2 separate regions of the Mus musculus genome follow, and region 1 is linked to region 2. A link is a loop called in an ENCODE intact Hi-C map of the cell type or tissue named here. Cell type or tissue: gastrocnemius. All regions are shown on one strand. Each heading gives the region's core, and the rest is flanking DNA. Links, peaks and the distances in the headings are about the cores only.

Region 1 (8,404 bases), core at 121-8,120, 96 kb before region 2:
GGAAGGGCTTAAGGAAGCTGAGGGACTTATCGGACAGCTTCTGAGAGGAGGAGACAAGGGAACAGGGAGGGTCCCAGTGAAGGGAGAGGAGCAAGTGTCTTAAGAACTAGAGAGCCTCTGGACACGCCTTTAATCCCAGCACAGAGGCAGAGGCAGGTGGTTCGAGACCAGCCTGGTCTGCGGAGTGAGTTCCAAAACAGCCAGGGCTACACAGAGAAACCCTGTCTTGAAGTCCCCCCTCCAAAAAAAATTAAAGAACTAGAGAGCTGCCCTCACAGTGGGGCCCCAGAGGACACAGCAGGCTCCAGGAGCCAGAGAGAGAACACTTACCCATAGACGAGGAGAGGCAGGTGGTTAGAGCAGATGGAGGGAAGAAGCTACCAAAGAGGCAGACTCTAGAATTCGGAACCAAATATGGATGGCAGAAGCCAGCAGAAACTAATGACCCGCACACACTTCTAGAGAGTCAGATTGGCAACTTGAGTCAGTTTGAAATGCTGAGACATTGTGATAAAAACTGCATGGTACTGACAAGTAGACCAATGGAATAGAATTGAAGACCCAGAAATGAACCCACACACCTATGGTCACTTGATCTTCGACAAGGGAGCTAAAACCATCCAGTAGAAGAAAGACAGCATTTTCAACAATTGGTGCTGGCACAACTGGTTGTTATCATGTAGAAGAATGCGCATCGATCCATACTTATCTCCTTGTACTAAGGTCAAATCTAAGTGGATCAAGGAACTTCACATAAAACCAGAGACACTGAAACTTATAGAGGAGAAAGTGGGGAAAAGCCTTGAAGATATGGGCACAGGGGAAAAATTCCTGAACAGAACAGCAATGGCTTGTGCTGTAAGATCGAGAATTGACAAATGGGACCTAATGAAACTCCAAAGTTTCTGCAAGGCAAAAGACACCGTCAATAAGACAAAAAGACCACCAACAGATTGGGAAAGGATCTTTACCTATCCTAAATCAGATAGGGGACTAATATCCAACATATATACAGAACTCAAGAAGGTGGACTTCAGAAAATCAAATAACCCCATTAAAAAATGGGGCTCAGAACTGAACAAAGAATTCTCACCTGAGGAATACCGAATGGCAGAGAAGCACCTGAAAAAAATGTTCAACATCCTTAATCATCAGGGAAATGCAAATCAAAACAACCCTGAGATTCCACCTCACACCAGTCAGAATGGCTAAGATCAAAAATTCAGGTGACAGCAGATGCTGGCGTGGATGTGGAGAAAGAGGAACACCTCCTCCATTGTTGGTGGGATTGCAGGCTTGTACAACCACTCTGGAAATCAGTCTGGCGGTTCCTCAGGAAATTGGACATAGTACTACCGGAGGATCCAGCAATACCTCTCCTGGGCATATATCCAGAAGATGCCCCAACTGGTAAGAAGGACACATGCTCCACTATGTTCATAGCAGCCTTATTTATAATAGCCAGAAGCTGGAAAGAACCCAGATGCCCCTCAACAGAGGAATGGATACAGAAAATGTGGTACATCTACACAATGGAGTACTACTCAGCTATTAAAAAGAATGAATTTATGAAATTCCTAGCCAAATGGATGGACCTGGAGGGCATCATCCTGAGTGAGGTAACACATTCACAAAGGAACTCACACAATATGTACTCACTGATAAGTGGATATTAGCCCAAAACCTAGGATACCCAAGATATAAGATACAATTTCCTAAACACATGAAACTCAAGAAAAATGAAGACTGAAATGTGGACACTATGCCCCTCCTTAGAAGTGGGAACAAAACACCCTGGGAAGGAGTTACAGAGACAAAGTTTGGAGCTGAGATGAAAGGATGGTCCATGTAGAGACTGCCATATCCAGGGATCCACCCCATAATCAGCATCCAAACGCTGACACCATTGCATACACTAGCAAGATTTTATCGAAAGGACCCAGATGTAGCTGTCTCTTGTGAGACTATGCCGGGGCCTAGCAAACACAGAAGTGGATGCTCACAGTCAGCTAATGGAGGATGCTCCCAATGGGGGTGGGTGGGTATGGGGGACTTTTGGTATAGCATTGGAAATGTAAATGAGCTAAATACCTAATAAAAATGGGAAAAAAAAGCCAGCAACATGACTCAGTGAGTTAAGGAGATCACGGCTAAACCTGACAAATTTGCACTCTTGGTTCAGAGACAATTTCTGTCCTAAGGTAACAAAATGGAGAGCAATAGAGGAAGACACCGAGCATCACGCTTCAGCATGCACCAGACCGCAGAGGGAAAATGCAGCTTTTTATTCCTTCGTAAAAATTTTACTCCTATAGCAGCATAAATCGCCGTCAGCCTCCAGTTCCTGCCCTCTGCTTTGCTGTGTTAAGCTAAGACTGGATATGAAGCACAGAGAAACAGTGATGTGTAAACAACAGGTCTTCCCTTGGAGTCTTTTTTTTTGTCTGTCTGCTTTGACTTGTTATCCAGAACAGCTTTTATTTGTCTGTCTGTCTGTCTGTTTATATTTTGTTGTTATTTGGGTTTTTTTCTTCTTTGGAGGTAAGAACTGGTGTGAGCTATGAGTGCCCTTTGAACTCCCACCATGAGTGAGCGTTGGTTTAAAGGCCCCAGGGCCAGGCCAATGGTATTTTCTTAATTTAGAGAGAATCACTGATAGAACCCAAGGCTATCTATCTGTATACCTCCCAGACTTAATATACGGAGATCAGAAACAGAAGAAAATGTAAGAAGATATTTAGGTGTCCAGCATAATAAACCGATTTCTTTCTTATAGGGAAAATATCTCAACAGCTAATGTTCTTTTGGCTGGGATTACAGGATAAGCCGCCATCCCTGGTTTAAATGCTGGTTGGAGTTAGAGATCCTGGAAACAGGTAACAACATACGGCTTCCAGATCCAGGGCTTCTGAACATTCATGCGCATGAGTGTTTTTGCCTGCATGCATGTACCTGCGCCACATGCCTGGCACCTCTGGAGTCCAGAAGAGGGTGTTGGGTCTCTTGGAACTAGAACTATAGACAGTCGTGAGCCACCACGAGGGGACTGGGAATGGAACCCAGGTAGTTCCTCCACTAGAGTAACAAGGGCTCTTAGCCACGGAGCTGTCTCTCATGGCTTCCAAGCTGAAATTTAACAGCAGGTGGCAGCAGAGCACCTACAAATCTGAGCGTTTCCATCTGAAAGCAGGAGAAAAAGCCCAGAGTTATCCAAACAGGCCAAAACCTGCTTCTCCAGTTGTAAACCGAAAGGTCCGTGCTCCAGTCACCGTCCTCTTTCCAGGATCAACATAGTCAGAAGAGGGAAGGTTTGCTTCGGCTCCCCGTTGGAGGGTCCAGTCCCTCATGGTGGGGAGTCATGGTTCTAGAAACTTCAGGCTGCTGGTCTCACTGTGTCTGTAGTCAGGAGGCAGAGAGGTGGATGCCTGGCAGCCTCAGCTCACAGGCTTCCTTTTCTTTTGTCTCTCTCTCAAGACCACAGACCAGGGCTTTTTGTTGGGTCTTCATCCTATCCAGTAAAGTGTGAGATGTTCTCTGTTTGTCCAGTCCATTCAGTGACTGAAGAAATATAGGCCCCTTCCAACAGAGAAAAGCCAAGGGAAATCCTACCTTTCGTTAGGTATGAACGACTTCTCCCGTTATCGTTTAAATTAAACCACTTAGCATTTTTAGCTGCATTTTACATTTCTAAAACTTTAGGTGGGGAAGAGCTGCTACCATGGCACGTGAGTTGGGAGACAACCTTTGGGAGTTGGTTCCTACCTTCCACTGTGAGGGTTCTGGGGATTGGCCCCTTACGTCAGTGACATAATTTAATTAAGTGAGAAACACAGTTTAACGATTTATTTATTTATTATTAGATATTTTCTTCATTTACATTTCAAATGCTATCCCATTTCCTATTTTCCTGTCCGAAAGTCCCCTATAACCCCCCTGCTCCCCAACCCACCTATTCCTGCTTCCTTATGTATATGAGTACAGCATTGCTCTCTTCAGATACACCAGAAGAGGGCATCAGATCCCATTACAGATGGTTGTGAGGCACCATGTGGTTGCTAGGAATAGAACTCAGAACCTCTGGAAGAGCAGTCAGTGCTCTTAACCACTGAGCCATCTCTCCAGCCCAAGAAACACAATTTAAATATGGTTGTTTAGTAAGAAAACAGAGTGTGGCCAAATCTTATCTCAAGCTTAGTCACGGGGTGATTGGCTTAGGGGCATCCACCAAGCTCACAGAAGACGACGAAGATGACAGGAAGTGGTGGGAGAATCCTGAGTGGACTGGAAGATGAAAATAAGGGTAGTGATGCTAACACACGCTGGTCATCTTAGCACTTGGTGGGCAGAGGCACAGGAATCACTTCGAGTTCAGAGCCAGACAGGCCTACCGTGGTGAGGCCTGGGTCAAAAATATAAACAAAGAAAGAGAAAGAGAGAAAGAGAGAAAAAGAAAGAAAGAAAGAAAGAAAGAAAGAAAGAAAGAAAGAAAGAAAGAAAGAAAGAAAGAGAAAGAAAGAAAGAAAAAGGAGGGGAGGAGGGAGGGAGGGAGAGAGAGAGATAGTGGATGACTGGGGCCAGTGAGGTGGGATAGCAGCTTACCTGGATTCAAGACAAACTTCAGGACCCACACAGTGGAAGAAGAGAACCAACCCGTCCAAGTTACCCTCTGACCTCCACACATGCCCCTCGGTCCCTACGCAGAAAAAAACAAACAAAACAACAACAACAACAAAAAACTAATGTAATGCAATTCTCTCAAAACTGAGATTGGAGCAGTTTTTGCTGTCCTTTGGACTGATTTCTCTCGCTCTGTCACATCATGACACAGCATGATTTAACAGCAAGACTGAGGGGCCATTTCTGCACAGACTCACCAGAAAGCACTCTTGTAAGGCTGGTTCAGGAAAGTCGGGTGTGGTGGCACACTAGGGAGGCAGAGCAGGCAGATCTCTGTGATCAGCCTGGTTGACATCGAGAGTTCCAAGACAGCCAGGGCTACACAGAGGAGATTTGTTTCAAAACAACAAAAGCTGCGGTAGCTGAACCCAGGTGCGGTGGTACATGTCTATAATCCCAGCACTCCGGAAGCAGAGGCAGGAGGATCAGTTAAGGTCATCCTCGGCTGTATATCCAGTTCAAAGTAGATTTAGACACATGAGGAAAATCTTGGCTTTCAATGACTAGCAGTGACTTGGTTAATTCTATATTTCTACAGTGAAAACCACTAGTAGTAGAGCCAAGTTATGAGGATCCTGCTCTCAGTTGGCAGCAGGGAAAGTAATACACAATAGGAGCCTTGCTCACGATGTGTGTCTAGGGAAGGAGAGAGCCAGCCTGTGTCATGCTCAGGAGCTGCTATGTCCTCAGAAGGCAGAAAACACAAAACAAACGAAAGCTCCATTCCCCCCGACTAATAAGATGAGAAGAACTTTCTTGTTCATGGGGAATCTATAGAAAGAAGTAATAAAAAGAAATGTAAATATAATATGGATGGAGCAGGCTCTATTTAAGAATAAATATGTATATGCATATCCATACATGCAAGCAATATCAGTCAGTGTGGAAAGGGCCATGGATTTGAAGGAGACGGAGAAAGGCAGTCATCTCCATTAAATCTGAAGTGTTCCCTGCTACCTTCCCCTATTTTTACCCTTTCCTGTCAATGTTTTAAAAAGTATGCCACCCACAATGACCTTGTGTCTTTGTTGTTTTAGGGAGTTACAGGGGACCAGAGGTCAGGACCGTACCAAGGAGTCACCAAGAGAAAAGAGCAAATGTAGGTGCTAATTCTGAATGCAGGCCAAGCATGGTTGGCAAGGGAGTGCCACTTTGGGCTAGCTGGGTAAATCCTGAGGTGCTGAAGAAAGCTGGCACAAGGTCAGGCGTGGCGCTGCTTGTCTGTGATGTTAGCACTTGAGAGGCTGAGGCAAGAGGGCCAATGTGAGTTCAAAGTCACCCAAGGTTGTGGGGAGCTGGTGTGGCGGCAGTCCCAAAGGCGCCAGGGACTGCAGCTAAGTCATATGACTTGCACCTGACTTCCTCATATAAGACACAAACATCTTGAGTGCTGCGCAGGTGTACCAGGATACAGGTGAATCCAATTTGGTGGAGATTTGCCCCTGCTGCCCTGATTAGCTGAAGCCTTGTGACTGGCAAGGGGGCGTGGCCTGCAGTATGTGGATGAGAGAGAGTATAAAAGGAGTGAGAGGCCCAGGGTTCGGGGGAGATATAAACAAGAAGAATCAGGACTGAATAAACTGCTGTTAGAAGGACTGGTGGTCGCGTCATTCTTGCTGGTCGAGAGCGGGCGCGACACAAGGTTACACAGCAAGCCCTTGTTTCTGAAAGAATTAAAGAGACTGGCATGAATTTCTGTACCTTCATGACTTCATAAATAAAGGATTCATTTTTACATTGAGTCTATCACCTTCAATATATGTAAACAAATGTATTCTTTTCTTTCCATGTTGTCAAGAACATATAGTGTTGGACAGATGGATTAGCTGTTAGGAATCCTAGTTCACAGTTGTGTGGATTGGAATTCAGATCCTACATCCCTGTAAGTTCCTGTAACCCCAGTTCTGAGGGGGCGGGAGACAAGAGGATCACAGGGGATTGCTGGTTTCCAGCTCAATTGAAATTCAGACTCCAGCCCCAGGTTCAAGGAGAGAGCCCCATCTCAAAAGAATTAATGGAGAATGTCTGGAGAGGGCGGCAGCATCCTCCTCTGGCCTCCACGAGCTTATATCCACCCGCGCACAAGCACACACATGCAAATAAGAGAAGTTATCCCCTTCACGTAAAGCATTTTAATGTCTTCTCTTCAGCACGTTCAAATGATCAGCACCGTTTCGCTTGTGCTTTGGGGACAGGAAATACAATGAGGGTTACGCCTTGACAGATGTCTGAAACCTGAGACACTTCCTGAGTGAGTAACAGATAGTGGGTATTCACAGTGGGTACACTGGACCAAGGCATGATTCATGTTCCAAGCAAGATGGAACAGGACGGCATGAGACTGGGGCTACTCAGAAGGGCACTCGGTTTAAAATTTGTGTTAGTTTTCTGTCTCTAGGACAAATCACTGGATAGATGGTTTCAAAGAGAAATGGTTTAGCTTGATTTATGCTTTCAGAGTGTTCAGTCCCATAGTTTCTACCATTTCCCAAGGATGTCATTAAATTATAATCCCTTTGATGAGTTAATCCATCCATGAGTCCAGAGCCCCATGATTTAGATGATTCAGTCACCTTACAAAATCCTGACCTTTGACTCCTGCTGTGCCAGGGACCAAGCTTTCAACACACAAGTCCTTATGAGCCGTTCCAAATCCAAAGTCTAAGATGGATGACTTATTTCAGGATAAATCTAACCAAGGTTGACTTTGGGTCACTGAATCTCTAGAACAGCAAACCAGTGACAACCCTGTTCCATAGCCCAACTCAGGAGGTTCTGGCCCAGTTCCTCTGAGCATAGATAGATACCACCTGGCCAGGCCTGGGCCAACTCTGACCTTAAAAACCTAAAAGTGTTCTTTGTGTCACCTGTCAAAACCGAGGTCTTGAAAAGAAGTCCAGGGCTAGCAAGATGGCTCAGCAGGTAAGAGCACTGACTGCTCTTCTGAAAGTCCTGAGTTCAAATCCCAGCAACCACATGGTGGCTCACAACCATATGTAAGGAGATCCGACGTCCTCTTTTGGCGCATCTGAAGATAACTACAGTGTACTTATGTATAATAGTAAATAAATCTTTGGGCAAGGAGAGAGCAGGGACTGAGCGAGTAGAGTTGATTGGAGCAAGTGGGGTTAACCAGAGCAAGCAGAGGTCCTAAAAATTCAATTCCTAACAACCACATGAAGGCTCACAACCATCTGTACAGCCACAGTGTACTCATATACATAAAGTAAATAAATAAATCTTTAAAAACAAAAAGAAAAGAAAAGAAGTTCAGAGCTAGCTGGGTATCTCAGTGGTTAAAGGCACGTTCCATGAAAACCTGACAACCTGAGTTGGATCCCTGGGTTCCCTGATAGGATGAGAAAACCTCTTTGGACCTCTGCAAGCTCAATATGGTACATGTCACTCCCCTAATATTAAATGTGTATTGGCTGGTTTTGTGTCAACTTGACACAAGCTGGAGTTATCACAGAGAAAGGAGCTTCAGTTGAGGAAATGCCTCCATGAAATCCAGCTGTCGGGCATTTTCTCAATTAGTGATCAAGGTGGGAGGGCCCCTTGTGGGTGGTGCCATCCCTGGGCTGGTAGTCTTAGGTTCTATAAGAAAGCAAGCTAAGCATGGTACTGATACAGTGACAGACAGGTAGATCAATGGAATAAAATTGAAGACCCAGAAATGAATCCACACAGCTATGATCACTTAATCTTTGACAAGGGAGCTAAAACC
Region 2 (8,404 bases), core at 354-8,353:
AGTTGTCCAGTAACTGAGTCAAATGTTTGAGTTCACATCAAAACTTAAAATAATTTGAATTGAATGAAATCAGAAATGAGTTCCTCTGAAGATCCTAGCCACACTCCCAGGACTCATTAGTCAAGTGATTCTTGTACCTGACATATATTCATGCTGACATATAAAGCCCACATAATGTAATTCAAGAAACAGGTCTCCGCAGCAGTCACTGGAGCCGAGCCCAAATGAAAAGAAGGTAGTGTCTGATGTCTGGGAAGCTGGAATTCCAGGAACAACTCCCTGGGATAGGGATGGAGTTGTCCCAGCAAGGAAGAGAGGGAAGCTGGAGGGGGGAAACCTGGGAACACAGGTAGGGCCAGGCCAACCCAGAAACAGGACAAACACAGGTAGGTATTTGGTCCTTGGTCCCTGGCTGCTGGTTCTTTCCTAGCTCGCCTTCCCCAGGTAAATGTCTTTCTTCTCTTCGACCAGCACCTCATCCTCTATCCCGTTTGTCTCCCTCTGCAGGGTTTGGCATCAGCACTAAACTGTGGGATTACTTTTTCCACACCCTCATTCCAGAGGAAGCCCACCCGAAGATGCAGTGACAACCCCTAGACCCTCTGTTCTGCCCTCGGTCTATCCCCAGACCCCACCCATGTCCTACCCCCCACCTCCACCTAGACCTGCTGAGGTCAGCTTGGCCAGGCATGACGGGCTCTGTCTAGCCCTGGGGCCTGGTGGAGACCTGAAAGCAGGGCTTCCCTTCCGGCTTCCTGTGTGAGGATAGCATCCTCTTGATAGCCGTGGCCCTTGGGGACTGGCTCATTCCCAGAGAATGATGGCCTCCCCGTTGGCATTCCTGCCTAAGCTTCAGCCCTCAGTGCTGTTTCAGGGTCCAGACATTGGCCCCAAGGGGCATGAAGGAAACTGACCCCACCTGTGCCTTAGAACCCTGGGCTCCCTGGGGGCTTCCCCATGCAGCAGAGGGACCGGTGTCACAGCAGAAGCATGGCATGCAGGCCTGTGGCCACATCGTATTCTCCTGTCCTTTCTTGGGAGAGTTTGATGATTCAGAAGTAAATGAAGGGCTATTCCAAGAAGAAACAGCATGATGCCTCCCACAGGCCATTCCCAGACCCCAGGACAGCCACTATGGGCCCTGCCAACCCCAGATACCAGCTGTACTATCAGCTGCGGAAGTAATCCAGTACTTGTCTGCCTGGGCAGAAAGCACAAGGGTGCCTGGCATCCTCTGCAAGGCTGACAGGAGCCCTGGCCCTTGTCTTTGGGGATCAGCAGTGGCTTTCTCTGTCTCCTCTCTCCCTGCCCAAACCACAAAACCGCTCCCCAACAGAGGCTGGAGAAGTCTACGTTGGTGAGAGCCCCAGCCTAGCCCCGGTCATACTTGGCCTCCATCTGCACAGGTAGAAACCTGCCCCACTCAGGACCCTCCCAGAAGTGCCTCCTGAAGCCAAGAAGGGACTTGTATGTGGTGCCTTATCACCCACCCTCTCCCACCCAGACTGTCCTTCCTTGTAACCAGAGCCCTCACTGCTCCTGAGTCTTATTTATAAGCTACATAAATATTTTTAATCTGGCCCCAAATGAAGTAGCTGGTCAGATGGCCCTTTCTAATCCTATGTATTGAGCTTATGTAAAAGACAAAAAAAAATCATCTTGCCTTCCTTTTTGTTCCTTTCTTACCCACAAGCGATTACTACTTGAAACTTATCAAAAACCCAATGGGTGCAAAGACTAAAGAGAGGCAGTGTGACCAGTCTATGATTTGTACTGTTTACGGTGAAGCTATCTAGAGATTTTTGGGATAAATATACAAAACTGCACTTGTGAAATAAAGATGTAAATAAATTGTATATTTTGAAAAATAAAACATTGAGAAGAAACCAGCAAAGACCCATTGGTGTTTGTTGATGGTGACTGGACTCCATTATCACTAGGAAGGAGGGACACTGACTGGTCTAGAAGGAGGAAGATGTTATCACTCTGAGCAAGTTGTACCCAGTTTCTGGACAATGGGATAATAAAAAGCTGACAGGCTGGGTATGGTCATAGTATATGCCTTTAATCCCAGCAGAGGCAGAAGCAGGTGGATGTGTTGAGTTCAGTGCCTGCCTAGTCTACAAAGTTCCAGGACAGCAAGGGCTACACAGAGAAATCCCATCTCAAACAACAAACAATGAAAAACCAAAAAGTTCCCCCATCCCTCAATACCTACCCACTGCCCACAGTTCCTCAGTATAAACTCTAGCCCGGCAATCATCTATGCTGGGATTTTGGCTAACTTGATCTTGGATAGGTCTTACACAGGTGACCACAGCTACTGTGAGGTCATGATTTCAATAACATATAAAAAAAAGTAGTAAAAATAAAAATTAAAAAAACAATAAACATATAAAACATGTAAACATAAAAAAGACAGCATCTCCCAGCATTCCTCATTCTCTATGCCTCCTCTTCTGTGATGTTTCCTGAACACAGTGATGTGGAGTTAATATAGACACTCTGGGGCTAGAGAGATGGCTCTGTGGTTAAGAGCATTGATTGCTCTTCTTAAGGTCCTGAGTTCTAATCCCAGCAACCACATGGTGGCTCACAACCATCTGTAATGAGAACTGATGCCCTCTTCTGGGATGTCTGAAGACAGCTACAGTGTACTCACATACATACATACATACATACATACATACATACATACATGCATTTAAGAAAAATAATACATTTCTGTTTTAGTCCCAGGTGTAGGACATGGGGCTGCTTCAGACTTCAGACTGTCCACAGCAGCTGACTATGTTACCTCTTGCTGTAGCAGGGGCGCCATTTTGACAGTGGCAGACAGTTCTCAGCGATCGTGTGACTCTGGGAATTTGGGGGACTCTTCAGAGAGTATATAAACGCTAGGGCCCCAAGAGCTGGATGTCTTTTTTTTTTAAGGTAGTCTTGTGCAAAGAAGAAACAAGAACAAGAAGAAACTAGATATCCTGAAGAGCAAACTTGTCCCCCAAAAACTTGATACCCCTACGCAGCAGAAAGTACTCTAACAGTAAAGATGTCGGTTTTCCCAATCTATCCTTTTTTTCTCTCCTATCTAGTGTTAGGAGGTTGAAACAGTGGAAGAAATGGGTTGGAGAAGGGTGGAAGAAAAAAAGAACCCACCAATAGCAAAGGCAGGCTACAGGGGGTAGCCAAAGGCAATAAATAGCATTTAAACAATCTATCCAACCTCAGCAGAAATTCAAGAAAGCATGTTCAAAAGAACTCATTAAATTCTGATCAGAGCAAAGCAAATACACACATTGTCTCTTATTGATCTAGCAATTGTTCTTGCCTGAGCACCTAGCGCCAGCCAGGTGTTAGCACTCCCCAGACCACTGGGTCTTTGGGTGGCGGGAGGAACTACCCCTCAGTTCTGTTCTATTGCATTCTTTCTTTAGCTCTGAACTCTGATCTCTGCTTTGTACTTTGTATCCTTTTGCCTTGTGCACAGAACAATAAGCTACATGTAGCAAAGCCCAGTATAAGTAAGTCAGCCTTGTCTCCGTCAGATCTGCCTAGGAACAGTTGGGTTTTTGCCTTCTGGTCCCTGGACTCTGCTGCCCTCTGGTGACAGCATGCAGCCCCGCCTTGTTAGGGCAGTCTTCAGAGTTCCTGTTTAGAAACCATGCTTGTGTGATTAGTTTTAAAACTTCCCGTCTTGTTCTCTGGTCTAACTTCCCTGTCTTATCTACTGTTTGGGGAGGAAATGAATACTCTCGTGTGGATTTCCAAACAGCCGCAGTGGCTGGAATTTCCCTCACAGGTATTCTGCCCAATGAATGAGTTGAATCTATAATGCATATTTCAGAATAAGTGTAATCCTTGGGAAATGCTGGAGCTCCTATCTTCATCCCACACACACAGAAAGCTAACACAAAAGAGGGGATCCCAGCTTCTCCTAGGCTCTGTGGAATACAAAACCTCCAACAAGAACAACAGTGAAGATGACACAGGACACGATTGAGAGGTAAGAAACAGTGGTTGGGGGAGGGTTAACTTTGAGAAGCATCAGAGAAACACGCCAGGTTCATTTACTTGAAGACAAGACACCAGAGTCTTTATACACTAGTCAGTCCCTTCCCCCATTAGCTTAAGATTCTCTTTGAGGGCATCACCTGTCTTTATTTATAGCCACCCCTGCCATCCATCTGTCTTAGTCCATTTTGTGTAGCTATAACAAAATGCCTGAGAGTCGGTACTTTATTAAGAAAAGAGGTTTATGTCACTGACTGTTTTGGAGGCTGAAAGTCCAAGGTTGAATGGCCCCATCTGTTTGGTTTCTGGCTATGTCTCACACAAATACAAAATGAAATCTTTAAAATTAAAAAAAAATTTAATGAAATTAAAATTCTGTGCAACACACCAAGAAGAACTACCATAAGAAAGGTGTTTTCATTAAGAGTTTCTATTGCTCTGATGAAACACCATGGCTAAAGAAACTTGAGGAGGAAAGGGTTTGTTGAGCTTACACTTCCACACTGCTGTATACTTGCTGATGCAGACACCATGGAAGAATCCTGCTTACTGGCTTCATGGCGTGTTCAGCCGGCTTTCTTATAGAACCCAAGACCACCAGCCCACGATGGCACCACCCACTTTGGGCTAGGCCCTCCCCCACTGATCATAATTAAGACAATGGCTTACAGCTGGATCTAATGGAGGCATTTTCTCAATTGACGTTCCCTCCTTTCAGATAACTCTAGCTTGTATCAAGTTAACATAAAAGTAGAAAGCAGAGAAGGGCTGAAAGAATCACTGTGCAGAAGAGATACACAGAGAGAGACATCAGACACTGGGCTTTGAGATGTGTTGAGCCCTGCTTGCTCTTCCAATCCATGTTCTATTCCACTCAGCACCTGTGGAGGCGGATCAGTGTGCACGCCTGTGTTTATTTTGCCCTGTTCTCAAAACACAAGACAAGGGATGAGTCAACAGATGGGGGAGTAAAGCCAGCTGTTTGCCTCCAAAAGTTTTGCTGCTTTTGTGTATCAACTTGTCACAAGCTAGAGTCATCAGAGAGGAAGGAGCCTCAGTTGAGGAAATGCCCCCATGAGATCCAGCTGTAGGGCAGTTTCTCAATTAGTGATCAATGGGGGAGGGCCCAGCCCATGGTGGTGCCATCCCTCAGCTGGTGTCCTGAGTTCCATAAGAAAGCAGGCTGAGCAAGCCACATGAAGCAAGCCAGTAAGCAGTACTCCTCCATGGCCTGTGCATCAGTGCCTGCCTCCAGGTTCCTGCCCTGTTTGAGTTCCTGTCCTGACTTCCTTTGGTGATGAACAGCCAAGTGGAAGTGTAAGCTGAATAAATTCTTTCCTCCCAACTTGCTCTTTCGTCATGATGTTTTGCCACAGCAATAAACACCCTGACTACAACAGTTGCTCTTATAGAGGAGCCAGATTCAATACCTAGCACCCATATAGTCTTCACAACCATCTGTAACTCCAGTCCCAAGGGACCAGACACCCTCTTCTGGCTTCCAGGGGCCCTACATATACATGGTATACACATGTATATGCAAGCAAAACACCTGTGAAGTAATTTAAGTATTAGAATAAAATAAGATGTTGATGCAATAGAGGAGTCACCCTATGGCTTCCACATACACCTGCTTAGGTGAGTGTGCACACACACCCACACATACACACAGACACATGAGTGTGCACACACAAACACACAGACACATGAGGGTGCACACACACATACATGCATACACACACATAAACACATACATACACACATAAACACATGAGCACACATGAACACAGACACAGACACATAAACACACACACACACACATAAGACAACCACACACATAGACACACATATACACACAAAAACACACACACACATACACACACAACACACCCATCTGATCATACTCACTTAAAATGTTTCAAGAATTTTCTCAGTAAGAAAAGATTTCTATATTTAATTCTGCTTATTTCACACCATTTTCTAAAACTGTTATTAGTTCTGTTTTACATTTAGATCTACAATCCTTTGGGGTTAATTTTTATAGACGGGTTGCAGCCGGTTTGTCCTTAGTTGTTATTCCTTTGCCATTTGGATACCAAATATTGAACAAGGAATTTGTAATACATATACTCTCAAGATTTGTCAATAAAAAATAACAGAAGATACAGACATTCATCAAAGAAGCAATTACTTATGGCAAAGAACCCATGAAAGATATTTAGCATCATTGGTCAACAAGAAAATGCCAATTAAAGTCACTTTGAGATATCCACACACTATTTAAATAGCTTTTAATAATGAAAAAACAACAGCAAGAGAACAAGGCTCTGGCGAGGATTCAGAGAAAATGGGTCTCGTGCACATTGATGGTGGGATGCTAGTAAATCCACTACAAAAGCTTTCACACCGGATGCTTCCAGCTCTAGCAGGTCAGTGAGCCCAGTTCTGCTACTGTTATGGTTGACTGGTGAGAGTTCACACAATTACCCACTTCTTCTGACCATGGCCTTGAGCAGAGTGGAGGCTGCCTTCTGACCTAGAACTTCAAGTGCTGACCTCTCCCCCATGGAATCTGGCTGACTACCCCATGAATCTAGTAAGTTTCTATGAAGACTACATCTTTCTTTGTCGTTAATTTGTGCATGTGTGTAAGCATATGTCCATGGTGAGAGTATGGTCAGAGGGCACCTTGCAGGACATTTTTTTCTCTCTCCTTTCGTTCACTGTGTGAGTCCCAGGTGAACTCTCACTTAGAGGCATGCACTTTTACCTGCTGAGCCATCTCGCTGGCCCTGGAGTCACACATTTCCCAGATTTTCCCTCCTCTGCCTTTGCCAGGAGAGTTGACTCACAATATATCATCTCTGTGATGGTTTGTAAATGCTTAGGCCAGGGAGTGGCACTATTAGGAGTGGTAGCCTTGTTGGAGTAGGTGTGTCACAGTGGGAGTGGGCTATAATACCCTAGTCCTAGCTGCTAGGAAGTCAGTACTCTGCTAACAGCCTTCAGATGAAGATGTAGAACTCTCATTTCCTCCTGCACCATGCCTGCCTGCATGATGCCATGTTCCAGCCTTGATAATAATGGACTGAACCTCTGAACCTGTAAGCCAGCCCCACTTAAATGTCTTTATAACAGTTGCCTTGGTCATGGTGCCTGTTCACAGCAGTAAAACCCTAACTAAGGCAGGCACATACATAAATCTCTAGACCTAAGACAACTGACAAGGGAGAACAATTACAAAGTGGGCCTGATGGCCCGAGTCTGTTATTCCAGCCACATGGGAGGCTAAGAAAGCAGGGATCACAAAAGTTCAAGACCTCCTCAGGTAACTTAGAGAGACATTGTCACAAAACAAAGAGGGGGCTGGCTCGGTGATAGGGAACTTGCCTAGCAAACACAGAATCCTGGGTTCAATCCACAGCACCACAGAAAAGAAGTGTGGTGGTGCACTTCTGTTATCCCAGGATGAAGGAGGGGAGGCTGGAGGACCAACAGTCTAAGAACACTCTTGGCTACACAGTGAATTCCATGCCAGCCTGGGCTACATGAGATCTTGTGGGGAATGTCTGTGGGGAGAAAGGGCAAAAAAAAAAAAAAAAGAGAGAGAGAGAAAATGGAGCAGGTGCAATGGCTCAGTGGTTAAGAGCACTGACTGCTCTTCCACAGGTTATGAGTTCAAGTCCCAGCAACCACATGGTGGCTCACAACCATCTGTAATGGGTTCTGATGCCCTCTTCTGGTATGTCTGAAGACAATGACAGTGTACTCACATAATATAAAATAAATAAATCTTTAATAAAGAAAAGAAGTGAGAAAACAGGTAAACTAAGCCCCCCAGACATCCCTGAACTATGTTGCCTCAAAGTAAAATGTCTCCCCATACAATTTATTTCTATTCTTTCCCAGCTATATAGCATGAGTCAGCCAACGGCATTTTCTTCTTTCTTTCCTTCCTCTTTTTAAATTTTGTTTTAGTTTTATTTTTGAGATATATATCTCAACATATATCTGAGTGTGTGTGTGTGTGTGTGTGTGTGTGTGTGTGTGTGTAGAGCTTTAGCGCTCTTGGAACTGGATTTGTAAACTAGGTTGGCCTCGAACTCACAGAGATCCTGAGTGCTGGGACTCAAGGTCTGTGCCACCACCAACTAGCTAATGAAAGGTTATTTCTTATACTAGCTAACTGGGGGTATAACTGACAAATAATAAACTCATCTTGAAAAATAACAAAGTTTGGAGATGACCTTAGAAGGGGAAAAAAAGGAACTGACCCCTACTTGGGTAACTTCACACTCCCTTAAACTTCCTCCATTACTCTCCATCCCCTGCCCCAGGATTATTCAACACAAAGCAGCTAAAGGAACCGCCTCAGCACTTCTACGGGTTACCT

What was found. Peaks named below come from ENCODE experiments on the same cell type or tissue, not always from the same donor. Only the 100,000 strongest peaks of a DNase experiment are listed, where the experiment ranks them.
Region 1: it touches region 2 in a loop (14-fold over the local background); 33 of 42 quality-filtered maps call a loop at or near these places.

The regions. Positions count from the first base shown.
Region 1 is chr8:111,434,143-111,442,546 of GRCm38, reverse strand. No RefSeq gene overlaps it. Among named protein-coding and RNA genes, the nearest start is that of Gm24793, 20 kb to the right of the region's middle. In gastrocnemius, for the core only: a CTCF peak has its summit at 3,133 (motif pointing right); a DNase peak (open chromatin) is centred at 3,139.
Region 2 is chr8:111,338,625-111,347,028 of GRCm38, reverse strand. Fa2h (fatty acid 2-hydroxylase) reads left to right here. Exons shown (of 7, transcript NM_178086.3): 7 at 508-1,891. The coding sequence ends at 587. Among named protein-coding and RNA genes, the nearest start is that of Mlkl, 4.6 kb to the right of the region's middle. In gastrocnemius, for the core only: no CTCF peak of the experiment used is centred there; DNase peaks (open chromatin) are centred at 865, 1,181 and 3,597; H3K4me3 peaks cover 88 bases; H3K27ac peaks cover 59 bases.